Regions from separate parts of the Homo sapiens genome. Here region 1 is linked to region 2. Evidence: chromatin loops called from intact Hi-C (ENCODE). Cell type or tissue: gastrocnemius medialis. All regions are shown on one strand. Each heading gives the region's core, and the rest is flanking DNA. Links, peaks and the distances in the headings are about the cores only. Region 1 overlaps COBL (cordon-bleu WH2 repeat protein). Region 2 overlaps DDC (dopa decarboxylase).

Evidence for each region. Peaks named below come from ENCODE experiments on the same cell type or tissue, not always from the same donor. Only the 100,000 strongest peaks of a DNase experiment are listed, where the experiment ranks them.
Region 1: it touches region 2 in a loop (3-fold over the local background); 1 of 110 quality-filtered maps calls a loop at or near these places.

Annotation. Positions count from the first base shown.
Region 1 is chr7:51,280,471-51,296,673 of GRCh38, forward strand. The region is part of intron 1 of COBL (cordon-bleu WH2 repeat protein); the gene reads right to left. Among named protein-coding and RNA genes, the nearest start is that of COBL, 28 kb to the right of the region's middle. In gastrocnemius medialis, for the core only: no CTCF peak of the experiment used is centred there; a DNase peak (open chromatin) is centred at 8,921; H3K4me3 peaks cover 949 bases; H3K27ac peaks cover 4,423 bases.
Region 2 is chr7:50,500,048-50,515,636 of GRCh38, forward strand. It overlaps DDC (dopa decarboxylase), which reads right to left. Exons shown (of 15, transcript NM_001082971.2): 7 at 3,946-4,012. Among named protein-coding and RNA genes, the nearest start is that of DDC-AS1, 24 kb to the right of the region's middle. RefSeq lists enhancers at 1,834-2,335, 2,304-2,598, 2,336-2,835, 13,540-14,174. In gastrocnemius medialis, for the core only: no CTCF peak of the experiment used is centred there; DNase peaks (open chromatin) are centred at 1,944, 2,404, 4,734, 5,084 and 1 weaker place; H3K4me3 peaks cover 545 bases; H3K27ac peaks cover 4,538 bases.

The DNA.
Region 1 (16,203 bases), core at 6,531-11,530, 790 kb after region 2:
CTGTGGTCCCAAGAGGATGGAGTAAACCCCACTGCTTTTTTCTCCTTTCTCTTTTCTGCTGCTGCTTTGCCCCGTCTGTAGGTGCAGTCACAGGATATGTGCAGCAAAGCAGGGTAAATAAAGCCTAGTTTTCTGGCTGGAGCACAAAAAGGAAAGGTCTAGGGAAGTAGAAAGCACTGAGACACTTTGGAGAGGGAGGAACAACATAAAGTCATTTGTGAACTCCTGGGTGCGTCCCCAAACTGCACACGTATGGATCTGGTCCTGGGTGGCTTTAAGAACTGAACAGACCACCACCCAAGTTCCCAGACTGGCCACCGGTAGCAGAAACATGAGAAGATCTGAAGAGCACTGTACAGACTTTCAAACTTAACTACCATTGAAATGACAAGCACAAAGGGCCCAGCAGAAATTTAAACACGAACCCAACTAGGTCAATTGCCAGATTTAAAAATTATATATGTCAACATTCTCCATAAGCTTTAAATAAGAGCCAGAGTACCATAATGAAATAGTCAAAATGTCTAGGAAATAATAGAGGTTTACAAAATGACTAGGAAATAATACAGGTTATAAAAATGCTCTAAGTTAAGGGCAAGAACGCTTGAAATGAATGAAAACTTAGTAAGTCTTGGCAAAGAAATAGAAGATATAACGAAGAAACAAAAGAAAATTTTAGATTTGAAAATACAATAACTAAAATGAAAAACTCAAGGAATGGGCTCAACAGCAGACTCACTGACTTTGCATACAGGTCAACAGAAATCATCTAATCTGAACAACATAAAGAGGAAGGACTGTAAAAATGAACAGGCATAGGGACCTATGGGGCAATACCAACAGGTCTAATTTTCATGTCAATGGGATCCTAGAAAGAAAGGAAAAATAATGTGGTACACAAAACATATTTCACAAATTAACAGAAAACTTTTCAAATTTCACAAAACTTCCTGAAAGAAAACAGATTCAAGTAGTTCAGCAAACCCTATACAGGATGAGTACAAAAAAAGCCCACACTCTGGGACATCATTATCAAAGTGCTTAAAACTAAAAACACGGAAAAAACCTTGAGAATCACCAAAACAAAGTGACATTTCTTAAATGGAAATAATCTGAATGACTACAGAAACTACAATGGCTAGAATGAAGTCGAAACAACTTTTAAAGTACTGAGATAAAAAAAAAAAAAACTGTAAACCATGTTACTATATCCAGTAAATATATCCTTCAAGTATGACAGTGAAACAAAGATATTCTCAAATGAAGGCAAAGAGAATTCACTGCCAGCAGGCCTGTTCTAGAATAATTGTTAAAGTAAGTTCTTCAGATAGAATAGAAATAGTATGGAAAGAAAACTTGGAACATGAGGAGGAACAGACATGTTAAACATCTAGGCCAATACATGATTCTTCTTTTTTGAGTTCTTTAAAATGTAGATGTAACACATAACCATGAAGGATACCTATGTAATAGTAAGTTATACTCCACATAAATGGTAAAATACTGATTCTAAGGAGACTGTGAGAAGTTTGATTATTTTAATCCCTAGAAAACCCACGAAAATAAACAAAGGGATATACTAAAAATCCCAGTAGATACATTAAAATAAGATACTAAAAAATCTCAAACAACTCAAAGATTGGAAAGAAGAAACAAGAATGCAAGTCAGGCAACAAAGAAAAAAATAGTTAAATGGTTGATCTAAATCCAAAAATATCAGTAGAGATGATAGGCCATTATCCTTCATTTATGCAAATGATTTGATGTAACGTAATAGTTTAATATAATTATTTAATGTAAATGGTCTAAACAATCCAACTAAAAGACAGATATTATTTAACTACATGCTATCTTCAAAAAACTCACTTTAAATATGATTATGTAGGTGGTTAGAGGTAAACTGATGAAAAACCACACCTACAAATATTACTCAAAAGAAAGCTGGGATGGTTATATTAATATCAAAGTACAGACATCAGACAAATCAAAGAAAATTACCAGGGATAAAGAGAGACATTACATAAAAGAGTCAATTCAACAAGAAGATATAACAATCCTAAACTTCAATACACCTGACAATGAAGCTTTGAAATAGATACAACAACAATGAAATAGATAAAACCACAATTAACTTTTGAGACAATACTCTCTTACAAATCAATACAACTCATACACAGAAAATCAACAGGAATATAGAAGAACTCACAAATACAATCAACCAACTTGATTTAATTGACATTACTAGAATTCTACCCAACTGTACCAGAAAATACATTGTTTTCAACAGCAAATAGAACACTAACCAAGATAGACAATCTCCTGGGACATAAAACAAACCTTACCAAATATAAAAAAAAAAAATTACAAGGCATACAAAAGTATGTTCTCTAACCATACTGAAATTAGACCGGAAATCAGTAACAAAGATAACCATAAAATCTATAAACACTTGGAAATGTAATCATATATGACTACAGAATGCATGGAGAAAGAGAACTCTGAGGGACTTGAGCATACAGCTTTTAAAAATCATGACTGGTGGGATGATGATAAAGAAGTGCTTAGAAGGAAATGTAGAGCATTAACTGCGTATATAAGAGAGGAAAATTCTCAAACTAATCATTTAAACCTCCATTTAAATCAAATTTGAAAAAGTAGAGCAAAACAAACCCAAATCATATACAAGGAAATTGCTGAAACAGAAAAAAGGCAATAGAAAACAATGACCACAAAAGATTTTTTATAATAAATCTGAGAAACCTATAAAAAGAATGACAAAGAAGAGAGAAGACACTAATTACTAACATGAGGAATAAAAAAGAAGATATCACTACAGAGACCACAGACAATACAAGAATAATAAGGGAATGCTATGAACATATCTACACACATAAATTCAGCAACTTTAAATGACACAGATCAATTTCTCAAAAATCACTACCAACATACACTCATTAAAGATTAAATAGATAATTCAAATGTACCCATTTAAAAATTTGAATCTGTAGTTTTTGTTTGTTTGTTTTTTTGTGAGATGGAGTTTCGCTCTTGTTGCCCAGGCTGGAGTGCAGGGGCGCGATCCTGGCTCACTGCTGCCTGTGCCTCCTGGGTTCAAGCAATTCTCCTGCCTCAGCCTCCTGAGTAGCTGGGATTACATGTGCGCACCACCACGCCCAGCTAATTTTTGTATTTTTAGTAGAGACGGGGTTTCACCATGTTGGTCAGGCTTATCTCAAACACCTGACCTCAGATGATCCGCCTGCCTCGGCCTCCCAGAGTGCTGGGATTATAGTTGTGAGCCACCGCATCTGGCCAAATCTGTAGCTTAAGAACATTATGAAAAAAGAAATTTTTAGACCCAGGTGGTTTCACTGGCCAATTTTACTAAGCATTTAAAATGAAAAACAAAAAATGAAAAAACACCAATAACATCAGACAGACACATCACAAGAAAACTATACACAAATATCTCTCATGAATACAGATGCAAAATTCCTCAAAAAAATAGAATCTAGCAATATATAAAAAGAATAGGCTGGGCACGGTGGCTCATGCCTGTAATCCCAGCACTTTGGGAGGCCAAGGTGGGCGGATCACAAAGTCAGGAGATCGAGACCATCCTGGCTAACAGAGTGAAACCTCGTCTCTACCAAAAATACAAAAAAAAAAAAAAAAAAAAAAAGCACTAGGCATGGTGGCGGGTGCCTGTAGTCCCAGCTACTCGGGAGGCTGAGGCAGGAGAATGGTGTGAACCTGGGAGGCAGAGCTTGCAGTGAGCAGAGATTGCGCCACTGCACTCCAGCCTGGGCAACAGAGCAAGACTCCGTCTCAAAAAAAAAAGAAAAAAGAATAATACACTACAATCAAGGAGGTTTAATCTCAGGAATGCAAGGCTGGTTCAATATTTGAAAATCAGTTCATGTAATTCACCATACTGACAGTTTAAAGAAGAAAAATCACATGCGTGTATCAATCAAAGCAAAGACAAGCATTTGATATAATTCAGTATCAACAAGTCTCAGTAAATTAGAAATAAAAAAAAAAAACTTCCTAAGCCTATTAAACTATAGCTATAAGGCCAGGCATGGTGGCTCATGCCTGTAATCCCAGCACTTTGGGAGGCCGAGGCAGGTGGATCATGAGGTCAGGAGTTCGAGACCAGCCTGGCCAACATAGTGAAACCCCATCACTACTAAAAATACAAAAATTAGCTGGGCATGGTGGCATGCATCTGTACTCCCAGCTACTCAGGAGGCTGAGGCAGGAGAATCACTTGAACCCAGGAGGCAGAGGTTGTGGTGAGCCAAGATCGTACCACTGCACTCCAGCCTGGGCAACAAAGCAAGACTCCGTCTCAAAAAAAAAAAAAGGTATAAAAAAACCTACCTCCAATATCAAGCTTCACAAAGAAAGACTGAATGTTTTCCCCTAAGATCAGGAACAAGGTAAGAGTGTGTATTCTCACTACTTCCATCCAACTTTTTTTTTTTTTTTTGAGACAGAGTCTTGGTCTGTCACCCAGGCTAGAGTGCAGTGGCACAATCTTGGCTCACTGCAACCTCTACCTCCTGGTTTTAAGCAAATCTCTGCCTCAGACTCCTAAGTAGCTGGGAAAACAGGAGCGTGCCAGCACACCTGGCTAATTTTTGTATTTTTAGTACAGACAGGGTTTCAACATCTTGGCCAGGCTGGTCTTGAACTCCTGACCTCGTGATCCACCCGCCTCAGCCTCCTAAAGTGCTGGGATTACAGGCATAAGCCACCGTGCCCAGCTATTCAACTTCTTACTGGAAATCTACACTGTACAATAAGAAGAGAAAAACAAATAAAAGGCATCAAATTTGGACAGAGAGAAATAAACCACACCTTTTTTCTAGACATACATAGCAAATCCCAAGGAATCTGCAAAGAAAAAAAAAAAAAGCAAAAATCCTCACAGAATTGATAGAGTTTAAAGCAAGCTCATGGAATACAAAGTCAACACACAAAAATCAAGTATATTTCTATACTAACAATCCATAATTAGGAATTAAAATTTTAAAATGCCATTTACAAACATCTACCAAAAAAGTAAAGTATTTAGGTATAAGTCTAGTTGACATGGGTAAGATTGTATGCTGAGAACTACAAAACACTGGTTAATGAAATCAAAGAAAACCTAGAAAAATGGAGAGACATATATTCATTGGTCAGACGACTCAAATTGATTTACAGATTTAACAAAATTTCAAATTCTCAGCATGGCTGTTTTTGTAGACATAGACAAACTGATCTGAAAATTTATATGGAAAGGCAAAGAAATGAGAAGAGCCAAACTAATTTTGAAAAATAAGAATGTTGGAGGAATCACATTACATAGCCTTAAGACTTACTATAAAGCTACAGTATTCAAGATAGTGTGATATTGGTGAAGCAACAGTTATAAATCAATTAAACAAGACTGACAATCAAGAAATAGATCCACATAAATATATTCAAGTGATTTTTTATGAAGGTGTAAAGGCAATTAAATAGACGAAAGACAGTCTTTTCAACAAATGGTATTATAACAATTGGATACCCTATGCCAAAGAAAAATGAGAAGTAGCAGAAGAACTTCGACCTAAGTCACATGCCTTATACAACAATTAACTCAAAATGGACCACTGATCTAAATGGAAAAGTAAAGGTATAAAACCTTCAGAAGAAACATCCAAGAAAATATTCATGGCCTGGGTTAGGCAAGAGTTCCTAGATATGGTGCCTAAATCATGTCTAGAGCATAAAGTTTAAAAAAAAAAAAAAGCTGTACTTCTTCATAATTAAAATTTTCTACTCTTCCAAAGACACTGCTAAAGAATAAAAACACAAGATACTGACTGAAAAAAAAAAATCTGCAAATCACATATGACCTAGGAGCTGTATCCACATTATATAAAGAAACTTCAAGTAACTAAAAAAAAAAAAGCAAAAAAAAATCTAATTTTAAAATGGCAAAGGACATGAACAGATACTTCTTAAAATAAAATATCCAAACAGCCAAGAAACATATGAAAAAACTGTTCATCATCATTAATCATCAGAGAAATGCAAATCAAAACCACAATGAGATGCCATCTCACACTAGTCAGGACGGTGATTATCAAAAAGTCAAAAAATAACAGATGTTGGTGAGACTGTAGAGAAAGGGGAATACATACACTGTTGATGGGAATGCAAATTAGTTCAGCCACTGTGGAAAGTAGTTTAGAGATTTCTCAAAGAACTTAAGCATAACTACCATTCAATGAAGCAATCCCATTACTGGATATATATCCAAAGGAAAAGAAACCATTGTGCCAAAAAGACACATGCCACTCATATGTTCACTGCAACACTATTCACAATAGGAAAGACATGGAATCAACCTAAGTGCCCATCAATGGTGGACTGGATTAAAAAAATATGGTACATATACACCATCGAATACTACACAGCCATAAAAAAGAATTAAATCATGTCCTTTGCAGCAACATGGATGCAGCTGGATGCCACTATCCTAAGTGAATTAATGCAGGAACAGAAAACCAAATACTGCATGTTGTTACTTACAAGCGGGAGCTAAACATTGAGTACACATGGACACAAAGATGGGAACAACAGACACTGGCGATGTTGGAGGTGGGGAGGAAAGGAGAGGAGCATGGGTACCACACTCACTACCTGGATAATAGGATCAGCCATTCCCCAAACCTCAGCATCCCGCAATATACCCATGTAACAAAACTGCATATGAACCCTCTTATTCCAAAATAAAAGTTGAAAAATCAAAAAATAAAAACAATCCCACAGAATAAGAAAACAAACAACCCTTTGAAAAACAGGCAAAAGACTTAAAAGACAGGCAAAAGATTTCCCCCAAAAAGACATATGGATGGTAAATAAACACATAAAGCTTCGCCATCGTTAGCCTTTAGGTAAATGCAAGTTAAAACCATGATGTAATACTAATATATAAGAATAGCTAAAATGAAACAATCTTAAAAATATCAAGTGCTGGTGAGGATACAAAGCAATTGGAGCTCTCATGCACTGCTGGTGGGAATGCAAAATGGTACAGACACTCTGGGAAACCATTTGGCAATTTCCTAAAATGTTAAACACTTTATGCATATAGTTATGACCCAGCACTCCCACTCCTGGGTATTTACCCTAAAGAAATGAAACTGTAGGTTCACACAAACACCTGTACATGAATGTTTATAGCAGCTCTATTCACACTCACAAAACACTGGAGAAAACCCAGATGTCCTGCAATGGGTGGATGGGTAAACAAACAGTGGTGGACCCATATGATAGAAGATGACTCTGCATAATAACTGGGCTACAAAGTGAGACTCTGTCTCAAAAAAAAAGAAAAAAAAATGAATGAACTACTGACAGTTGACTGAAAGGAGCTGAATCTCAAAGGCAGTATGCTGTGCGAAAGAGGTTAGGTTATACCCTACAATTCCATTTATAGGGCATTCTCAAAAAAGATTATAGTGATGGAGAACAAATCAGTGGTTGCCAGGAAGAGAACAAAAGAAAATGCTGGGGTGATGAAAGTGTTCTGTGTGCTAATTGTGGTATCTATGCACATGTTAAAATTCATGGAATTATGAAAGAAGTCAACTGGACTCCATTTTGGTTTAAAAAGTAAAATTTAAAAAATACAAATGGGGGCCAGGCATGATGGCTCACGTCTGTAATCCCAGCACTTTGGGAGGCCGAGGCGGGTGGATCACCTGAGTTCAGGAGTTCGAGATCAGCCTGACCAACAAGGTGAAACCTTGTCTCTACTAAAAATACAAAAATTAGCCAGGCATGGTGGCAGGCGCCTGTAGTCCCAGCTATTTGGGAGGCTGAAACAAGAGAATTGCTTGAACCCGGGAGGCAGAGGTTGCAGTGAGCTGAGATCCCGCCACTGCACTCCAGCCTGGGCAACAGTCTCCAAAAAAAAAAAAAAAGAAAGAAAGAAAAAACAACAATAATGAAAATGGGGCTGGGCGTGATGACTCACACCTGTAATCCCAGCACTTTGTGAGGCCGAGGCAGGTGGCTCACCTGAGGTCAGGAGTTCGAGACCAGCCTGGCCAACATGGTGAAACCCTGTCTCTACTAAAAATACAGTAATTAGCCAGGCATGGTTGGGGGGTGCCTGTAATCCCAGCTACTCGGGAGGCTGAGGCAGGAGAATCGCTTAAACCCAGGAGGTGGAGGTTGCAGTGAGCTGAGATCACGTTATTGTACTTCAGCCTGGGCAACAAGAGCAAAACTCAGTCTCAAAAAATAAAATAAATAAATAATAATTTTAGAAAATACAAATGGGAAATAAGAACTGAATTCAAATACTAGTCTTCAAGATGGATATCTATGGAAATACTCTTCTACCTACTCAACTAATTGTATGCAACTAATTTACTCAACCTGTCCTTGTTAAAATATGAACAAGAACAATATAAGAAGTCATCAGGGTTAAAACTGTAAAGAACAATATAAAATAGTCCTCAGGAGTGCAGGGCCAAAACGTCTTGTTTCCACTTGTGCATAATGATAGCACAGAGAGAAAGGAGAACAGAGCCCTGCATAGTCTAAAGTCAGCAGCATCTCCTCCCAGCATGCCCACCGCACTGGTGCTCAGGGTCCAGTGAGGAATGGACAGCAACTGATTGTTTCATAACAGTTTCCTTTTTAAATTGTTATTCTTTCCCAAATAGTCTTTTCAACAAATGATGTTATAACAATTGGGAACAAGTCTATCATTTGATTATTTTGCAAGTCGTTCTACATACTTGTGTCCTTCCCTCTCTGTGTTCTCATTGTCTGCTCTCCTAAGTCACCTCCCAAGTGACTCTAGGCTCCCAGAGCCACAGACCTCACTGCCCTCCTGCTGACACTTCCTCTCAGCCCTCCCTGGATCCTGTGTCACTGCACTCGGGTGTGGCCCTCCACAAAGCAGCCAGAGCTTGTTTTCTAAAACAGGAGCTTATGATCTTCCATGGCTCCTCCACTGCCTACAACGGAGCTCTGCCGGGCAGCAGGGCTCAGAGGACCTTCATGTGCTGATCCTGCCCATCTGCTCTCCTGCTTACCTCCCGTCCTAGAGTGCCACCTCTCCTTATTCCAGAAATAAGACTCAGTCTCAAACACTTCTGTGCCTTGCACACAGTAGCTGTGCTAACAATGTCTGCAAATTATATGTGAACACTCCCAGCAAGCCACAGAATGGAAGTGAACAGCAGTGATCAGAACAAACAACTACAAGTAATTACCTTTCAGTGCCAAAAACAATGACGCCTCCTTTGAGGAAACGCAACTTGTCCTACTTTCAATAATGAGAACTATGGAAATTATTGTTTCCCTGTTGCCCAGCTTGTCAGAAACATAAAGACCGAACTGATGTTCAATTGCAGGACACAGATTTGCTTTCATGGCTGATATCTCTCCCCTCTCTGCCTTTCTTTGGCCTGGTTTCCTGTGTCTATTTTTGTTCATCCTCCTGCATGCCAGCCCTATACGAGGGCCTTGGGAAAACAAATGAGATACAGAGAAAAATGGCAGCTCAGGAAAACAGAAATACCCCTAAGATGCTGCAAAGCAAAATGTTCCACATGAGCAGCAGTAACCTTAGGGTGGTCATATTTGCAACCTGAATGAAAGGTGGTGACTGCTCAAGATCAACACTTGGACTTGAGCAAACACAATCAAATGCATACACCAATCACAGAGACTCAATAGAATGGGCAAGTCACAATGCCAGTGGCATAAATTATGTGCTACTGGTTACCAGAGGACAATGTGTGCCATCAGCACATCTAATTTGCATTATTTTGAAATCTGACTGCTAATCATTGGGGAACATGGATTCTGAAGGAACAGGCAAACTAGAATGCCTGGCCGGGTGATCACCAGGGTCCTTTCCAGCAGAGATAATGTGAAACCTGCAATGTCACAACTCAGATTGCTGGCTTGGAAAAAGCTTGTCTACATTGTAAAATGATTTGTGCTCAGCCTTCCTTTAAATCTTGTCTTAATCAGAAGTTAGTTTACCCCTAAATAAACACAGATATCAGAACAAAGGGTGCGTGAAAGATGTGTGCTATCTTTCTAAATTCAAATTTAGGCTCGCCCCACCCTGCTTAAGCCTTCCTGGGCTCCCTACTGCCCTGACTTTCTCTCCAGCTTCCCACACAACCTCAGCCTCGGCCCCTCCTTGTGAGTTTCAGGAAGATTAAACTGCTCAAATAATAACCCTGAATACTAATATGCTAAATCCCACTTCCCCCAGACACCTGGGCCAGCACCCTTTCTGGCACCATGCATACTCCCCTCTCCATGTGAACACCTTGACCTCAGGTAGGAACTCCAGTGCCACTCCCTGAAGCAGGGTGCCTCCCCAGGTGTGTGCCCTTCCCTCCGGCTGGTGTCTGCCATAGCAACACCACACTGTACTGCATGGAATCTGCCTCTGCCCCTCACCATCCTCCCCAAGAGCAAAGGCCACGTCTTCTTTAGGTCTCCAGCACCTTGCACAGTGCCCATTCCTGCCAGGGGCTCACAACCCTTGGGGTATGACTGAATAAACAGATGAACGGCTAGCTGCATGGAGCGCCAGAGCAAGGAAAGCAGAAATCCCTGTTAGAGCCAGCAAGCCATCGCGAGGCAGCGAAGAAAGACTGAGGGGCACAGCGGGGAACAGGCATCTCGGGGACCACAAGCAAGGCTGAGGCACACAGACACACAAGGGGTGTCTGAGTGACCAGAAGATACAGACATGAACTGTGAGGGCACATTCACAGAGTCACCAGAAAGGAGATTGCTGAGGCCAACCTCTGTGTCTTCCAAAGTCCTAGCCAGGAGTCCTAGCACAAGGATCATATACAACTGTAAAAAGTTACCTTGAACACAATCTGGGAAATTTAAGTATGGACAGGAAATTAGCTGTCATTAAGGAATTACTGTCAGGCAGGGTAATGAGGTGACAGTCATAAAAAAGCAAGCTTTATCAAGCCAGGCATGGTGGCTCATGCCTGTAATCCTAACACTTTGGGAGGCTGAGGCAGGCGGATCACCTGAGATCAGGAGTTCAAGACCAGCTTGGCCAACATGGTGAAACCCTCTCTCTGCTAAAAATACAAAAATTAGCTGGGTGTGGTGGTGGATGCCTGTAATCCCAGCTACTCGGGTGGCTGAGGAAGGGGAATCACTTGAACCCAGGAAGTGGAGGTTGCAGTGAGCCGAGACCACGCCATTGCACTCCAGCCAGGGCAACAAATCGAGACTCCGTCTCAAAAAAAAAAGTAAGATTTATCAGTGCACAATCAGCACAGAAGTATTTACAAATGAAAAGATAGAATGGGGAGCTTTTGCCTTAAAACGTTCAAGCCAAAAATAAAAATAAGAAGTGGGGCCAGGCACAGTGGCTCACACCTGTAATCCCAGCATTGCTGGGAGGCTGAAACAGGTATATTACCTGAGGTCAGGAGCTGTGGACCAGCCTGACCAACATGGTGAAACCCTGTCTCTACTGAAAACACAAAATTGGCTGGGTGTGGTGGAGGGCGCTATTTGGGAGGCTGAGCAGGAGAATCTCTTGAACCCAGGAGGCGGAGGCTGTAGTGAGCCGAGATTGTGCCACTGCACTCCAGCCTGGGCAACAGAATGAGACTTTGACTCAAAAAAAAAAAAAAAAAGTGGGAGAATTGCCAAATGTTAAAAACTGCCAAAGCTCATTAATGGACCCATACGATTTCTTTACTATGTTCTCTGCTTTTATTTACATTTGAAAGGTTCCATGTCCATTTTGTCATTTTAAGGTACCCACTGAATGGAATGAAATGAATCTTCAAATCAATGACTGTTGATTATTATATTTGAGGAAATCCCATAAAAAGTCATCCATTCCAAGAGTATTATGTTTTAAAGAATCTGATTAGAATGAGTACTATTTAAATATGACTGATAAAGACATTAAAAAACGTCCATCAGAAGCTGGAAAAACATAATTCAGCCAACCTAATCACATTCTTTAAATGGCCCCTTTATTTCCTGAAGCCAGGTATTAGAAAGGGACACATTCTATTTGCTGACGCAAAAGGCATTCTTGTGCATTTCTAGGTAGCTGTTCTCCTTTAGCCTCTTCAGCACACATCTGTGAGACCTGCTGCCAGCTCTGAGGGAGACCAGGCTGAGCACTCCCCTGTGTGGAGGGTCCCTCCTGTCTGGGATCTTGTTCTGTCCCCTCCTCCCTCCACACTCCAGAGCCTAGAAAGCAAAGCTCCTTCCAAGGCCCGTGGCTTGCCCAAGCCCAACTCTTTGCAGCCCCTGCAGGCCCCGAGCAGCCCTGAGTAAAGAGGAGCAGGGCCCTCTAGGGATGCCCACGTATCCCAGGCCTGGGCACACAGGTTTCATGCACCCCACAGCCAAGGCTGCTGCTACCCTGGGGCCAGGATTCCACTTTCCCTTGAGTGACACAATGACAGAATTGAAGGAATAAGTTACTAAACACATGTGATGCGCCAAATCAAAAAGTTTAGATTTAAAATTCAATAAACTTCACACACACTAGAATGGTGAAAATTAAAGACTGACCCAACAACTGTTAATTCTCATCCACTGCTAGAAGAGGAAGAAACAATTACTTTGGAAAACAGCCTGGCATTTTTGTAGTTGTTTGTTTGCTTTGTTTTGTTTTCACCAAATTACTTTTCAGCTAAGAAACCCTGGCAGTTTTGTAAAACATGAAACATAACATCTACAATGTGACTCAGCCATTCCACTCCTTGGTATTTACCTCAAAGAAAGGGAATACATGTCCATACAAAAACTATAAATGAATGTTCATAATAGCTTTATTTGTAATAGCTAAAACCCCAAAACAACCTAAATGTCAATCAATGGGAGAACAAATTGTTGTAAATTAATGATGGTATACTGTTCATCAATAAAGAGGGATGAACAATAGAGACACCATGAAATCATCATGCCAAGTGAAAAAATTTGACAAAAAGATGCCACCTACATAAATAAAACAGATCAATGGTGGTTGAGGGGCGCAGGAGAGGGAGGAATGGATTGCAAAGAAGCACAAGAAACCTTTGAGCAGCAACAGAAAAACTTCTGTATCTCAACTGTGGTAACAGTTTCAAGGGTGTCACACACATCAAAATTCATAAAGCTGTATGCCTTAATATGTATAGTTTATTGTACATAAATATCCCTCAGTAAAGTAGCTCCAAAATACAGTACACCTTCTCAATCACAAAGAGGAAAAAGAAGAAATTCATCCATAAGTGAGAACCAACAGACACTGGCTACAAGGCAGGCTGTCCCATGCTCAGTAAGGGGTGCTGGATCATGCATAGTGTTCCCAGGTCATTCTATGCTTGGTAAGGGGTCCTGGGTCACGCACAGTGCTCCCAGGTCGTCCCATGCTCGGTAAGGGTGCTGGATCATGCACAGTGCTCCCAGTATATAAGTGACAGGCACTCAGTCTGTAGCTATTTGCCTAAGTTTTTCAACAGTCAAGAACTACCTTAGGCTGGGCGAGGTGGCTCATGCCTATAATCTCAGCACTTTGGGAGGCAAAGGCTGGCAGATCACTTGAGGTCAGGAATTCGAGACCAGCCTGGCCAACATGGTGAAACCCCATCTCTACTAAAAATACAAAAATTAGCCAGGCATGGTGGCACATGCCTGTAGTCCCAGCTACTCAGGAGGCTGAGGCAGGAGAATCACTTGAACCTGGGAGACAGAGGCTGCACTGAGCAGAGATCATGCCACTGCACTCCAGCCTGGGCAACAGAGTGAGACTCCATCTCAAAACATAAATAAATAAATAAATAAATAAATAAATAAATAAAAATAAATAAATAAATAAAAGGCAGGGCGCAGAGCTCATGCCTGTAATCCCAGTACTTTAGGAGGCCAAGGCAGGTGGATCACCTGAGCTCAGAAGGTAGAGACCAGCCTGGCCCACATGGTGAAACCCTATTTCTACTAAAAATACAAAAAAAAAATAAAAGTAGCTGGGTGTGGAGGCACATGCCTATAATCCCAGCTACTCAGGAGGCTGAGGTGGGAGAATCACTTGTGCCTGGGAGGCAGAAGTTGCAGTGAGCTGAGATCGCACCATTGCACTCCAGCTTGGGCGACAAGAGTGAAACTCCATCTCAAAAAAAAAAAAAAAAAAACCATTTTGGTCTTAATTCTAAGTAAAGGTTTAATATTTTTCTGTACTTGATATTGCTAGCCTCTAACCAAACCATGTCATCCTTGGGGTCCAGCAATATAAGCATGTTTTTATACCCCCTGTAGATCTAGCATTGTCCTTGTACATGGTCTATGCTCCATTTATATAGAATTTAAAGTTTTACTGGTATCACTTATTTAAAGTTATCAAAATTGTTTATTTTAAAAAATATTGCCCAATTAGGGAAAAGCACACACTGGGGCCTGTTGCGGGGTAGGGGCAAGGGGAGGGAGAGCATTAGGACAAATACCTAATGCATGAGGGGCTTAAAACCTAAATGACGGGCCGGGCACAATGGCTCTCAATCATAATCCCAGCACTTTGGGAGACCGAGGCAGGCAGATCACCTGAGGTCAGGAGTTCAAGACCAGCCTGGCCAACGTGTTGAAACCCCATCTCTACAAAAATACAAAAATTAGCCAGGCATGATGGCAGATGCCTGTAATCCCAGCTACTCAGGAGGCTGAGGAGGGAGAATCGCTTGAACCGGGGAGGCAGAGGTTGTCGTGAGCTGATATCGCACCACTGCACTCCAGCCTGGGTGACAGGGCAAGACTCTGGCTCAAAAAAAAAAAAACAACCTACATGACAGGTTAGTAGGTGTAGCAAACCACCATGGCACATGTATACCTACATAAAAAACCTGCACATTCTGCACATGTATCCCAGAAATTAGGGCAAAAAAATAACGATTAAAAATACATACATTAAAAAACATTTTTCAAAAAAAATACTGCCCAATTAACTGGGACCAATGAAATAATCTTGCAAATGCCTAGATATGTAGTACAGAGTCACTGATACAGGCCTGTCCTTTCAGACTGTCACTGACAACAACTACTTTGCAAGGATTGGGACACACCCAGCAAAGCAAACACGACATCCTGGAGACAAGGATATGTACAACACCCTTCCAGGGCCATCAGTTCACATTCTGTGTTAACTGTTCTGTGCCTCTGGCCTTCTGTAGGTCCCTACAGATGATGTGTCCAACAACTGCCATCAAAGCCCAAGAACTTGTGGCCAACCTAATCTCAACTTTCTTGTTAACCTTTCCGAAAAATTTCAAATCCTGGCAGCCTCACAGAAGTCTGCACTTCTCCATACTTCTTTACCCTCCTAAGTGATCAATGAAAATTTAAAAACCCTCACTGAGTAATCCCTAAGCTACTATTTACATAAGCTAATCTTAGGGATAGTTACAGCTTGTCTGGCCTGGCTGGGGCTTAGGTCTGGAAGGAGTGTTATATTTAAGAACTGCTTCAGCAAAATGATTTTCTGAGAAGGCCTTCCATAAAAATAAACCTGACTTATCTAAGCCCCACCCTACAAGTAGAACTAACTGCTCCGCTCCTTCTTTTCTGGGTGTTCATGAAGCACTTTGCACATATCTCTATGATAACACTTGTTGTAATGGACTTTAGAGATCAGTCCTCCCTTCTTTATTGTGGGATCTGTCAGAGCAGGGACACCCATGATATCAGCACATAGGTGAATTTTAATTAATACTGAGTTTTTTAAACTCATGAGCCAATTAAATAAATCCATTTTAAAATGATCCTACATCAGAAAAATGGATCATTTCATATTTAAACCTTCATAATATGTAGGACAATATGACAACACAGAGACAATCATACACATATTATTTTAATGTAAAGTTTGTCCTAACATGGGAGATGTTTGATTAAATGAAGGCGTGCAATATTTTTTTTTAATTAAGCTTGGCTTTACTTTCTTCTTCTATTCTTTTGTTTTTGGTTTTGCTTTTTTACCAAAGTTAACTTGTGTAAAGTTATTTTACACAAGTTAAATATTTCATTTCTTTTTTGATCAACAACTTAAGATAACTTTTTTGGGGGGCAAATAATACTGCAGCAAATCAATTTGATAAATGACTCTGAAAGTATTTTACGGAATAGTTTTTGTTTCATGGTAGATGTTTGCTTGCA
Region 2 (15,589 bases), core at 159-5,158:
AAATGTGGCTTCCATGGTTGCTGCCTCTCAGCCCTAGGCACCCAGGAGAGTAAGAGTTGAAGGGTGAAGGACCACAGAGAGGGCGCGAGCCACCCTCACCTCACAGGGTGGATACCAGTGTCAGGGTACCGTGGGGTAGGTGTCAGGGTCAGCATATGCATTTGTAGGGATCCATGGATTCACCGTTCACTCACCATCCATGGTGCTCATTGTGCAATGAGGCGTGAGACTCTCAGGGGCACTAATTAGTCACAGTTCCAATCAGGAGGGCTCCACTGTGCTGACCTCATTACCACTGGAAGGCCCCACCTCCAATACCATCACCTTAGGTTAGAATTTCAGCAAATGGGCTTTGCGGGGGACACAAACGTTCAGACTACAGCAAGCTTCAAATTTACACCTATCTTATGATGTGATCTGAGGTTTTTCTCAACCTTACCGCTGATCTGAGCTACAGGCATGGACATCCCATGATTACTGAGTGACTCCTCAGGGAGAAACTCTGCAAATCCTAAGGCCTTGTGCTCTTCCTGGCTCACTGCTGCATCCATCTGGGGTTATGCAAGCACCAGGTGAGACTGATTCTGGGGGAAGTGATGAGCCCCTAAGCCTCGGTTCAGGTCCACACTGCTCTGTGACCTTTGGCCTCCCATGCCCTGGGGTGGATATCCGTGTCCGCAGGACACACTTGACCTTAATCCAACTGAGGGCTTTCATCCTGATGATTAAACTGAGTCAAAGCTTTGAAACGCCTTATGTCTTTTATCAGCTTTGTGGAGGACTGTGTTCTCTCTAAGCTTGCAGTTGGCCTACAACTCCTGCAGAAGGGAACTTACAGACCCCTAAAGGAAGTGGACTCTGAAGGGCTTCTCTGGTTTCCATGGGGATGCATGGAGCTGTGGGCATGCCTCTGCATTCTGCATTCTGCATCTCATATGTGATCCACTAACAGCACACACTGCATAGCACGGCCCATCTAGGAACCAGGCAGACACAGAGACCCTCGGCCAGAGCTTGAGAAGTTGCATGCACCAGGGGCACACCTAGCCCTGAGGCAAGGCTGCCTCAGTGGGGAGGGATGGGACAGGCTCACACCCCTCCAGCTTCCTGCTGTCAGTGACTCTTTCCTTCTGAGACTTCCCAGGAACTTGCGGCAGGCCTGGCTGCCCCTCCAGCTGCACGTCCTCTCTCAGTTATGCTGGCACCTCAGGATGCAGCTTTGGCTGCCTGCCCTGTGCTATTCCCTTCCTCACACCTTGAGATGGCCTCCCCAACTCAGCCCATACCCTCGTCCTCAGTTTCCCCACTTCCCCATCGGCAACCTAACTGACTTCAACTATCCACTTTTTGTATTCCATCTTCTCAGTAAAACCTGCCAGACAACTGATCCATCCAAGCAGACCAATCTGAATACCCTCACTGGCAAATCATTTCAAATGCAATAAAAAGAAAATGTCTTTCCTAAGGCAGCAATTGGAAGAAAACCATCTTCTGATTTGTTTTCTTTGTCAAATGATGGTGGGTGAATAACTTATCTGAATTATGTTAGATTATTCTAATCATATATAGAATAAGGTCAGCTCAGGATCTCAGAACAGTCCCGCTTGGAGTTGGAGAATGCTAAATATCTGGTGATAGGAAAATGGTAGCAGGAGAGGGAAAGTAGGTAAAAGGGTGCTGACTTAATTGTTAAGGTACCACCAACAGTTAGTAATATAACACCATCAATAAAAATGGAAATGTTGGCCGGACACAGTGGGTTACGCCTGTAATTCCATCACACTGGGAGGCTGAGGCGGGCATATCATCTGAGGTCAGGAGTCTGAGACCAGCCTGGCCAATATGGTGAAACCCCATCTCTAATAAAAATACAAAAATTAGCCAGGCATGATGGCATGTGCCTGTGATCCCAGCTACTCAGAAAGCTGAGGCAGGAGAATCACTTGAACCCAGGAGGCAGATGTTGCAGTGAGCTGAGATTGTGCCACTCCAGCCTGGGCCACAGAGCAAGACTCCATCTCAAAAATAAAGAAAAAAAAAGGAATTGTCAAAACTGACCTCCCCTATGCATTCTGCCAATGGATGAAAGGGTTTTGGCATTCACCCATGTCAGCTCCTTCTGCACAACCCCAAAAGCAACCTCAGTGTTTCAAACCAAACAAATCATAAATCAAGCTCTGTGCACAGCCTCCAGCCTCTACAAAGAAGAGGGGGCCCCAGATAGCAGGAAGGCCTGAGCTGGATCCATCCAGGGGACTGTGACTGGCAGGTGACACACGCTGGCTGTCATCTCCATGGTCCAGCGGGCAGCCCACACTTGGCCCAGGGGACAGCAGGCCATGTGGGCTCTATCCAGCAGAAGACCTCGGCCCTTTAAATCCGATAGCCCTAGGGAATTACATCAGCCAGCTACTGGCCAGGACATTCAGTTCTTAGCCTGACATCTGAGTCAGAGGACTCCAAGTTGCTTGGCTGAGCTGATGAAGGTTTGCAGCTGATGAGGCCAATGCTGTGGCTGCAGTCCTGAGTCAGCCAGTTCTATCCCTTCTCCCCAGCCCGGGGCTGTGCACGACCACTTCCCGCCAGTTGTTCTTACAGCTGTGTGCCACAGAGCATAAACGGTGGAGCATAAACCCTGTGAGAGCGGGTAAGTCTATGCCACCCACCTCCCAGTAGTTCCCAGCACTGCATTCCTTGCTGTGCAGCAATGCACTCTACCTTTGGGATGGTGCATTTTCCCTGCATTAATTTATCCTCTGAATAATCGTGTGGGGAAATCTTGTTATTTTATGAGCACAAGTGGGGTTTTTCTCTTCACTTTACAGACAGCATAAATGAAGCTCAGAATGTAAGATTCAGGGGTGGATCCTGGGCTGCACCCTAGCTTCCTTGTCACCAATTTCATGTCTAGCTCACACAAAGGCACCTGCACCTTCAGCACCGGCCTTCCCCAGCTGCTGACCCCAAGAAGGGAGGCCAACGCCCAGGAGAGGAGGGTCCACTCCTCTGAGTATGGACTATGGGTGACTCTTGGGTTAGGAGAGGTGAGAACTGTGCTTGGCTTGTGCAGACTAAGGAGGAAGCCAATTCCCTGGTAGCTGTTGTGGGATCTGGCACAGGCCACAGGTATGTGATCTGAAGGCCCCACTTGGGCAGCTCCACTCACAGCCGAGCGGTCAGAACATTCCCATCCTAGAGGGACAGAGAAAGGGGGAGCCCCCTGAGCCAGTGTCCCTGCCCTACGAGGGTTCTTCTGTCCACAGAAGCAGCTTCAAGACCTGCTGAGTTCCCAGAGCTACATGTCAAAGGTGAAACTCTAGAAACAGAGCTGCTCATTCACATTCACCTTTTGAAAACACAGCATCCTAGTCTCAATGAGAAAACCTAGGATCTCTGAATGAGGAAGGGAGGAGGTGAGAGTGACCAGGAAAACATCTGAAGCACAGATTATTCCTTGGCGAAATCCAGTTTCATTGTGTTGATTTGCTAAACTACCTTCAGCAATTTTCTTAACTGCATTCAGTAATTCCAAAAAAAGGTGAAAAAGGGATATACCAAAGAATTAAATTCAAGTGTGGACAATTCTCATATCAGGTGTATGCACGACCCACATATGAAGGTGGTTACTCTAAGATTTTGAAGAGTTTATTCTCCTCAACAGGGCCAACATAACCTGCAATTTTACATAACTTCTATATTGCTCGGATTTTTTTTCTTACAAATAGTGTGTTGGTAGAACTAAGCTCAGTTCTTTTCCAATTAGCCCAAATTCTGAGTTTGTGGAGTTCAAGCTAATGAGGTTTGTGTTATTGCAAATACGAGAAGAGCTGGGCAAACCATCACAATATGAAGTTAACGACAAGAAAGAGATCAACGAGGAAGGTTTGCTAAATTCCCCGTGTACAGAGAACATTTTCCAAAAAGAAAATGGAATCGGATACTTACAGATAGGACCGACTTCTAAGAGATTGTCAAAGGAGCAGCATGTTGTGGTCCCCAGGGTGGCAACCATCTAGAGGGTAAAAAGCAGACAGCCTTTTATTCCCCAGGTGCCAGTCACCGCTGTAACCTCCACACAAGCAACTGCTGCCCCATGGTCCAACCTGGGGCCATGAGCCGAGATCCCAATGAATGTCTGCTACATGGAAACGTAAGCCCATGGATGCACATTGAATCTTTGGGTGAAAGCATCATAACAGGTTAAGAGAAACAGATTTGCAGACAGAAAACTAAGCTCTGAGGTTAGAAACCGGGAAGTTGCAAAAGATTTTCCAGGGTGCCTTGGGGCAGACATGAAGCAATCTACCACCTGGACAATGATACCTATATTCTACTTTAGTAAATATACATATACTATATTCTACTTTATTAAATATACATATATATGTATGTGTGTATATTTTTGTTAAATTTTAATTAACGTTCTATGTAACATTAGTGTAACTATGTTCTTATATTCCATATATACATTTTAATTTAATTATAATCTAATTAAATTTATAATTAAGTTATAATTAAAATATACACAAGTGTATATATTTTATTTTCTATATATATATGTGTGTGTATATATATACATATATAGAGAATGTAAGAACATAGTTACTACTATGGAGCAGAAGCCTGGGATTTTTTCCTAGTTTGGGGGGGTGTGTGTGTGTCTGTGTGTGTGCACGTGTGTGTGTGCATACACCCATGTGCAATGCACAGAGCAGAGCAAGCGCAGTAGAGATGAGTCTCCCTCCAGCAGGGCCCAGACTGCCCAAGGCACTCATGGAATGCTTCTTTCAGAACAGACTTTGGCATCAGTTAAGAGTCACACTAGGATTTTGAGCAAGAGTATCATTTACCAGCTTTAATCCGCTGCCTTTCTCTTTCTGAATGATACTGTTCCCAAAGATTAATTAAATCCTCAGGAGGTCATGAGAAAACACTGCTGACATTGAAAATAATTTTAAAAGGGATGTTCTGAGAAAGCATTGAGTGCTGTCAGTCACACAACCCAGAAAATACGGGCTGGGAGTCACTGCGGCCTCTCCCGAGCTCTGAGGACCTTGTGGTGCCACGATCGCACTGGCACAGCCTGACTGTGTTGTCCCCACACACATGTCTGTCTCTCCCTCCAGACCCATGATGCTCCCAAAGCCAGGGACCCTGTCTCATTGTTTTGTGTTGGGCTGAGCATTTGCACTTTGCTGGACATTGCATAGATGCTGAAACCTATTGCTGAATTGAAACAGCTCTCTCCAAAGGATCAAAACGCACATTATGTTTACAAAACCAAAGGGCCTAATTGATTTATGGATGTCATGCAGTCTAGATAATGAAATTTCTTTGCAGATGCGACAAGAGTGTGGAATAGAATTAAATTTGTGTGACCTTTATTGAGCCCCCTGTAAAGTCTTAGCAATGCCATGTGTCCTGAGGATAAAGATAGAGAGGTCAGAAACTCGTATGTGAGAACCCCAGTTCGAGACCTTTGTGGCTCCATTTCACCTATGACTGCCTCGCATTTCACCTGGAAACCAACTTTTCCTTTTAGAGAGAGACAAAGTGTTCATGCCCAGGTAGCACAGAGTCAGCCTGCAGAAGGTTCGTCTCACCAGCTTTGCCCTGCTCCTCTCACAGGTGGCTGGGCTGGACAAGGTACTTCTCAGACAGAGCGATGCCTGCTCAGGGACCAGAGTTTTCCATGCCAAACCCCGGGGCGTGGGCCCAAAACAGGTCCTGGCTGGACTCTGGAAGGGCTCTCTGTGTCACTGAGCTATGCCCAAGGGAGTCAGTCCCCCAAGGGGCTACCCTCAGGCGCAGGAGGGGCAGTCTGTTTAAATGTAGGCTTTCTTCTTGTTCAGGATGGTGAGCCCAACAAGTCAGGAGATGACTGCCATTAAAAACAGCTTGTTCCTCACAGTCCCCAAGGGGAGGGGGACATGGGGAAGCACGAGGATCAGTTGGGCAGCAGAGGGGTGGGGGAAAAACAGCGGCAAGGGCCTGTGTTGTGGTTTCCACAGGAAGAACCAGGCAGGGCAAGGGTGAGCAGGATTAGGATCGGCTGGTTTGAATAATTTCAGTGGGCTCTGGGGTCGCATTTGGTCTGCTCCAGGTCACATTTGGAGCAGTGGCTGTCCCTAGATGTCTGGTACCTAGCCCTTGAGTGGTCAGGGCAGGAGGATAGTAGCCCAGAGTGTGAGAGCCCCACAGAGGAGATGCTGGGGTAGGAGCTCTGTACTGATGATTTTGCATTTCAAAGGTGAATTTGCTTTTTTTTTACAAATTTGTTTGAGTTCCACACACCGGGGCCTGTCATGGGGTGGCAGGAGTGGGGAGGGATAGCATTAGGAGATACACCTAATGTAAATGACGAGTTAATGGGTGCAGCACACCAACCTGGCACATGTATACATATGTACAAACCTGCACGTTGTGCACATGTACCCTAGAACTTATAATAAAAAAGAAAAGAAAAGAAAGGTGAACTTGCAAGTGAGTCCTTTAAGAGCTCTAGGAAACCCCTCTCCCTGAGAAGGGCAGTCCCTCCAGGGTCAGCAAGACCCAAAGGTGTCACAGCATCAGAAGCACAGATAGTAAAAAGGCACAGTGAATACAGATAGTTAAACCATGTATGTGGGGCACAGAGACCTGGGCTGGAGGCCCAACTCCATGTCACATTGGCACCTGGCTGGGCTTTATTTTTCTTACCTACAAAGCAACGTATTGCACTTACAGACCTGCCCGGTCTATCAGGTGCCAACGGGCTAACATCTTGCATACCTCAATGTTTCTCCTGGTGCTGTCAGCATCCTTTCTTAACCTCTGGATGTCCCCTCCTCATGTCAAGCATCAATAATTCTCCGCATTTGTTTCATTTTGGCAAGATAAGTCATTTAGTGGGAATTGAAGTCAGTGTGTTGTTTTTCTCTGCTATTTGCAATTTCATCTTGACATATAATTGAATGTTAAAGCACTTTGTCTAAGACACCTGGCTACTCAGTTTGTAGAGCATGAGAGTCTTAGAATGCCTTATCTTTATCCTTAAGAGAATAGCGAAAAAGAATGACTTAACAATATTAATATTGCTTGAAACTTATTTTCTCAACTCCCAGAGTCATATCTTAGAAATGACATATCTCTAGTTTAGCAATTCCTTCTGTTTCATCTGACTTTCTTCAGTTAAACACTAAACTAAATGCAATAACTTTTTTTTTTTGAGATGGAGTTTCACTCTTTTTGTCGAGGCTGGAGTGCAGTGGTGCGATCTCAGCTCACTGCAACCTCCACCTCCTGGGTTCAAGTGATTCTCCTGCCTCAGTCTCCCGAGTAGCTGGGATTACAGGCACCACATCCAGCTAATTTTTTGTATTTTTAGTAGAGACGGGGTTTCACCATGTTGGCTAGGCTGGTCTCTAACTTCTGACCTCAGGTGATTCACCCACCTCGGTCTCCCAAAGTGTTGGGATTACTGGGGAGAGCCACCATGCCCAGCCAATAACTTCTATTATTAAAAATTTATTAAATGTGCCCTTATTAAAATTATTTTCTCTCTATTAATGTGTGCATAGAAGAGTATCTAGAGTGATGTTCACCAAACAGTAATACTGCATTTCTCTTAAGATTTTGGTTAACATAAACCTTTATTCTTAGATTCTTATGTAATTACTGATTTTTTTTGTTCTGAGTATGAAACATCTTTGCAGAAACAATAAAACCCGGCCTTGTCCTGGCAGTGGCCTAGGTTGAGAATAGGGGTGATGTTCTTTGCGGCTAACTCTGCAGCAGGCCTAATGCTGACAGCCTTTCCTATATGATATTTAATTGCCACCACCTTATGAGTTAGATATGCTCGTGATTCCCACTTTACAGTTGACTTATGTGAGGCTCCAAGAGGTGGGTAATTGTCCCAGGACACCCAGATAGGCAGGAGCAGACCAAATGTGACCCCAGGCTTGGTTAGCTCTTGTTGTCCTGCCACATGCTGGGCAAACAGGACCCCTGGGACACCAGTCCCTGAACATCAGTTAACGAGCTCAGCACCTGGGCCATGCCAGAGGCCCCTCCAACAAACCCAAGCACTTTGCTGTGGTAAGGAGGAGGCCTGGGGGCTGCAAGGACAGTGTTCTAAGTGGCTTGTCTACGTGGGGCTGAGCTACAAGTCAGCCTGTCCTAATTCTCAGAAGCCACTTTAAAGCCAGCACCTGCTCCGCTCCAGGCTCTGATTACTCCAGCTCAGCATTGCTCAATGACGCTAACCTGATTCCAGGCGCTCTGCAGAGGCATAATCACATTTGTGCAGGGGGAAGGAGGGGTAGGGGACAGTTCAGGCCTCCATCTCAAAGAGCCCACAGTCTTCCTGCAGTGGCAGAGCCCAGCACAACCTTCTCTTCTGCATCCTTGCCCCTTCGACTAGCCCTCTGTGCTCACGTAAGTGCCTCGCAGGCATCGCCCTCTGTGGCCCGACCTTATCAAGCTGGCTCATTAGGGAAGCAAGCTGTCCTGAGAAACAAGGGGAAACTTTATTACAAGCCCCAAGCCTGTTCATGGAAGGGCAATGATTCAGCTTTTCTGGTTCAAACCCTGCCAAATGTGCCCCTTGCCCTCAGCAGCAAGTCTTCAATTTTAAGGGATCTACAGCCCCTTTGAGAATATAATGAAGACCATGTGGCTACATCCCAGAAGGACGCATATAGTCATTATGCACATGCCCAGTTATAACCACAAGGGCACAGCTGGGCAGTGAGACAAGGCTCAGGCTCCAACCCCTCTCCTATGAGGGCCCAGACTCTCTCCAGCTTTACAATCCTTTGGCTGCCAGTTAAAGACAACAAACAAGGTGCATTTCCTGGAATGTCCTGTGCTTTTCTGATCTCTGTACGCTGCAGCCCTCTTCCCTCCAACAAGAAAGGCACCATGCCCAGAAGTACCTGCCTGGATATCCCCTGACACAGCTCCTGTGTTCTCTCTCAGCAACAGGCTTTCCAAATCCCCTCTAGGAAGTTTATTTGCGCCCTCTACCCATGTATATATGCATTGTTCTCATCAAATGGCGTGGAGATGGGAACATACCTGTCTTCCCCACCAAGAACCATGCCATGAGGAAAGGGACCATGGCTCGCCACACACCTCCAGGGCTGGTACGGTGCCGGTGCATGGGGCAGTCTACGGCAAAAAAGTGATTCTCCTCTCTGATCCGATACCTACAATTGGCCCACATCTGTGGCTTCTATCAGCAGAATGTTCTGGAATTTTGGTCTTTAGGGCAAAATTCCAACAGAGGCATATTAATTTGGTCCTTCCATCTTCCTCAAAGAAAATAAAATTTGATTTTGTTTCTCTTAATGAAATGTGTAGTCTTCTCTTTCGTGCTTCTGCCTCCTCCACCAGCTCCTTCACATGCACAGATAAATCTCTCTCTCAGCACATCTCCCTCGGCCCAACTTGCTCCAGCAATGGCACTATTTACTCTTCTTTCCTTCACAGGCAAACTTCTTTATAAAGGAATCCATTCCCACATTTTTCATTTCCTCATTTGCCCAGTGGAATCTGAATTTCACCCACAGACACTCTAGTAAATAAACTCCTAAGAAAATCGTAAATTACTTCCTCTTAGCAAATGAATGAATGAATGAATGAATGAGTCATTTCTTAGTGCCTGTATTACTTGGCACTTCCAGCAATTTCACCATTACATTTCTTTCAGTAGAAGTCACTATTTTAACATGACTTTTATGTTTAATAACTCTTTATAAAGAAACTTTTGGTATAAATTGGTACAATGTTTTTGAAGTAGAATGTGAGAGTATGTATCAAAGTCTTGGGGAAAAAAAACCCATCTCTTTCATTAAGTAATTTCAGGGCTATAAATCATTCCCAAGAAATTCTGATAAGTAAATTTTCTCATTTACTTATCTTACTTATATAAGATACTTACGTATCTTTTTTTTTTTGAGACGGAGTCTCACTCTGCTGCCCAGGCTGGAGTGAAGTGGTGCCATCTCAGCTCACTGCAAGCTCCGCCTCCCGGGGTTCAGGCCATTCTCTCATCTCAGCTTCCCAAGTAGCTGGGACTACAGGTGACTGCCACCATGCCCGGCTAATTTTGTTTTTGTATTTTCAGTAGAGAAGGGGTTTCACCGTGTTAGCCAGGATGGTCTCGATCTCCTGACCTCATGATCCGCCCACCTTGGCCTCCCAAAGTGCTGAGATTACAGGTGTGAGCCACCGCACCTGGCCACTTATGTATCTTACTTATTTACTTTGTTTACATAAGCTATTATAGATAAGTAAATAAGTAAATGAATAAAATTTTTAAGTGCACCAATTACTACAAGAAAGAATGTAAGTAGGCCGGGTGCTGTGGCTTATGCCTATAATCCCAGCACTTTGGGAGGCCAAGGCTGGCAGATCACTTGAGGTCAGGAGTTTAAGACCAGTCTGACCAACATGGTGAAACCTCATCTCTACCAAAAATACAAAAATTAGCCAGGTGTGGTGGTGCACATCTGTAATTCTAGCTATTTGGGAGGCTGAGGCAGGAGAATCACTTGAACCTAAGTAGCAGTGGTTGCAGTGAGCTGAGATCACATCACTGCACTCCAGCCTGGGTGACAGAGTGAGACTCCATCTCAAAAAAAAAAAAAAAAAAATGTAAGTAAGATGGCAGGGCACGGTGGCTCACGCCTGTAATCACAGCACTTTGGGAGGCCAAGGCGGGCGGATCACGAGGTCAGGAGATCGAGACCATCCTGGCTAACACGGTAAAACCCCGTCTCTACTAAAAATACAAAAAATTAGCTGGGCGCGGTGGTGGGCGCCTGTAGTCCCAGCTACTCAGGAGGCTGAGGCAGGAGGATGGCATGAACCTGGGAGGTGGAGTTTGCAGTGAGCCGAGATAGCGCCACTGCACTCCGGCCTGGGCGAAAGAGCGAGACTCTGTCTCAAAAAAAAAAAAAAAAAAAAAAACTCAACTGTTTAACACTAGCTTATTGCTAGGATATTAGGATATATCTATACACACACACACACACACACACACACACACACAAAATAATATATAATTTATTTAATAGGAGTTCATAAAATATGAATTTTATGAATACATAAAATACAAATACATACATATATGTACATATATGTGAATTCCTATTAAATAAATTACATTTATATTTATTTATGTTATATGTATGTGTGTACATATATGTATATATGAGAGAGATAGCTGGGAAAGATAGAGATATAATAGAGTACTATGCGACTTTTTTTAACAAAATTATACTTTTATATAATATATATAATGACCTGAAAAAAATGCTTGTAATATTTGATGTAAAGAAAGAAAATCTGACTAGGCATGGTGGCTCATGCTTGTAACCCCAACACTTTGGGAGGCCAAGGCAGATGGATCACTTGAGGTCAGGATTTCGAGACTAGCCTGGCCAACACTTTGGGAGGCCGAGGCAGGCAGATCACAAGGTCAGGAGATTGAGGCCATCCCGGCTAACACGGTGAAACCGTGTCTCTACTAAAAATACAAAAAAATTAGCCAGGCATGGTGGCACACGCCTGTAGTCCCAGCTACTTGGGAGGCTGGGGCAGGAGAATTGCTTGAATCTGGGAGGCAGAGGTTGCAGTGAGCCAAGATCGCGCCACTGCACTCCAGCCTGGGCGACAGAGCGAGACTCCATCTCAAAAAGAAAAAAAGAAAAAGAAAAAAAATTGATTCACATACTAAGAGAGAAGAAAAGATGGAATTCTATAAAATGCTCAGTTAAAACAAGAGAAGGCAAAGAATAGAAGACCAAAAATGAAACAAAGAATAAGAGCAGCAAATAGGAAAAGGTAATAAATATTGTAGATATTTATCCAACTACATCAATAATTATTTTAAATATCAATGGTCTAAATGCACTAATTGAAAAGGGTAATGGGTGCACCAAAATCTCATAAATCACCACTAAAAAACTTATCCACAAAACCAAACACCACCTATTCCACAAAAGCCTATTGAAATAAAAAATTAAAATTAAAATAATTAAAAATAAAATAAAGCACACAGACTGTCAGAATGGGTAAGAAAACAAGACCCAACTATATTTTCTGTATAAGAAATGCACTTTAAATGTCAAGATACAGATTAAAGGTATAGCGATGTAGAAAAATATACCATGCTAACACCAATGAAAATAAAGCTGGAATAGCTATATTAATTTTAGACAAAGTGGATCAAGAAAATTGTTAAAGAAAATTGTCAGGGATAAAAAAGAGCATTACAGATATAGGGTAAAGAGGAGATGAAGGAGTAGGAAGCACCAGGAAATCTGTCTCCCAGCTAAACAAAACTTTTACCTACTGGCAGAATCTGTTTGATGCAATTATTTTGAAACTCTGGGGTCTATTGAAGGCTTGCAACTTCAATATAAGGGTTGGACAGGAAAATACAGTTAATTTTGGTCAATTTTAGCTCTAGTACAGTAGTACCTACCCATCCACCACCCCCAGGCCCATGGCACATAGCTGAGCATGTGTCCCTGGAGCAGCTTGCACAGAGCTTGCAAGAGCCAAAGTGAGAAAAAGGGAACTGTCCTCCAAATATTGGGAGTCTGCACTTTGATTGTTGATTGTTGATTACTGATCCCAGTCACAGGTGCAAAGAGGTGGTGGCCATTGTTGTACACCCTGCCCATTGCTGCAAGACCCACCTTATCCAACTGAAGTGACTTCTGGGGGATAAAAAGGGCCAGTGCCTTTTTCCCCCCTTATTTTCCTCTTTTCCCTTTTTAAGGATACAGACAGTGTGAAGACTTGGATATTCAAAGACTAACACCTATGTAGGGGAAATTAGAAAGTCATCACACATACCCAGAAAAGACACAGGCTCAGAAAATAACTGAAAGAACCTTACATTTATACCTAAGGCCAATCATCATGGCATATGGGAGGCAGGACTAGATTGAGATTGCAGCACTGGACAGAGCAGCGTGTGGAGGCTCACATTTGTGAATTTTAGCTCCAGGTTGACTGCAAGAACAAACCAGCAATCCCGAGAGGACCCACAGACTCTGTGAAGGAAGTGAAATGCTCCTGCAGGTCTCAGGAGGCACCCTAAGTACTGTGAGTGCCCCAGCTGCAGAAGCGGGAAAGGGAGACCCTCCTCTCCTGAACACACACCCCCACTAGAGAAAGTGAAGGTCTGTTGCGGGAGAAGTTTCCGACTTTACCTGGATCTGAGTCAATTTAGACAGTCGAGCAAAATACAGGGGTAGAGGAAGCAGCAGAAAGGCACTGGGAACTCACTGGGTTCCCAAGCAGGTCATTCCTGCTGGCACCACAGGGATCCATTGGGAAGGCAGCCAGAGGAGCAGTGGGTAAAACTTCACAGGGAGAAGGAAATCTCCAGCTGAACATTGTAACAGTTCGAACGGATGAGAAGCCTCCTGGCCAGAACTCGGGGACGGTGCAAATCCGGTGTGCAGGCTCCAGAGGGAGGGGAAAAACCAAGCCCTTTTCTTTCATAGCTGGGAAGTAGGTAGCCTGGGGCAAGTTTTTAAGCCCCTCTCGCCCATGCCCAGAAACAGACTTGGGGCTCTTGGCAGGGGCACGGTGGGAGGGAGACAGGCCCTTCGGTTTGTGTGGGAGCTGGGTGAGGGCTGTGACTGCTGGCTTTCCCTACTTCTCTGACAACCTGCATGACTCAGCAGAGGCAGCCATAATCCTCCTAGGTACACAACTCCAGTGACCTAGGACTCTCACCCCCATCCCCCACAGCAGCCGCAGCAAGACCCACCCAAGGAAAGCCTGAGCCCAGACATGCCTAGCCCCACCCCCGCCTGGTGGTCGGTCCCTACCCACCCTAGTAGCGAAAGACAAAGGGCATATAATCTTGGGAGTTGTAGGGCCCTGCCCACCACTGGGCCCTCTCCATACTACTACAGCTGATGCTCTCTGGAAAGCACTACCTCCTGCAGAAGGCCAACCAGCACAAAATCAGAGCATTAAACCACCAACGCTAAGAACCCTCACGGAGTCCATTGCACCCCCTCCCCAACTCACCTCCACCAGAACAGGTGCTGGTATCCATGGCTGAGAGACCCATAAATAGTTCACACTGAAGGACTCTGTGCAGATAACCCCTGGTACCAGCCCAGAGCTGGGTAGACTGCCTGGGTGGCCAGACCCAGAAAAGAGACAACAATCACTGCAGTTCAGCTCACAGGAAGCCACATCCATAGGAAAAAGGGGAGAGTACTACATCAAGGGAACACCCTGTGGGACAAAAGAATCTGAACAACAGTCTTCAGCCCTAGATATTCCCCCTGACAGAGCCTACACAAATGAGAAAGAACCAGGAAACCAACCCCGGTAATATGACAACACATGGCTTTTCAACACCCCCCAAAAAAATCACACTAGTTCACCAGCAATGGATCCAAACCAAGAAAAAATCCCTGATTTACCTGAAAAATAATTCAGAAGGTTAGTTATTAAGCTAATCGGGGAAGCACCAGAGAAAGGCAGAGCCCAATGCAAGAAAATCCACAAAACAATACAAGAAGTAAGAGGAGAAATATTCAAGGAAATAGATGCATAAAGAAAAAGCAATCAAAACTTCAGGAAACTTTGGACACACTTTTAGAAATGTGGAATGCTCTGGAAAGTCTCAGCAATAGAATTGAACAAGTAGAAGAAAGAAATTCAGAGCTTGAAACTTTGGACACACTTTTAGAAATGTGAAATGCTCTGGAAAGTCTCAGCAATAGAATTGAACAAGTAGAAGAAAGAAATTCAGAGCTCGAAGACAAGGTCTTTGAATTAACGCAATCCAACAAAGATAAAGAAAAAAGAATAAGAAAATATGAACAAAGCCTCCAAGAAGTCTGGGATTATGTTGAACCTAAGAATAATCAGTGTTCCCGAGGAAGAAGAGAATTCTAAAAGGTTGGAAAACATATTTGGGGGAGTAATTGAGGAAAATTTCCCCGACCTGGCTAGAGACCCAGCCATCCAAATACAAGAAGCACAAACAACCCTTAGGAAATTCATGGCAAAAAGATCTTCACCTAGGCACATCAGACTATCCAAAGTTAAGATGAAAGAAAGAATCTTAAAAGCTGTGAGACAGAAGCACCAGGTTACCTACAAAGAAAACCTATCAGATTAACAGCAGATTTCTCAGCAGAAACCCTACAAGCCAGAAGGGATTGGGACCCTATCTTCAGCCTCCTCAAACAAAACAATTGTCAGCCAAGAATTTTGTATCCAGCTGAACTAAGCATCATATATGAAGGAAAGATACAGTCCTTTTCAGACAAACAAATGCTGAGAGAATTCACCATTACCAAGCCACCACTACAAGAACTGCTAAAAGGAGCTCTAAATCTTAAAACAAATCCTGGAAACACATCAAAATAGAACCTCTTTAAAGCATAAATGACACAGGACCTATAAAGCAAAAATACAAGTTAAAAAGCAAAAACAAAAAACAAACAAACAAAAAAAGTACACAGGCAACAAAGAGCATGATGAATGCAAGGGTACCTCATATTTCAATACCAAAATTGAATGTAAATGACCTAAATGCTCCACCTAAAAGATACAG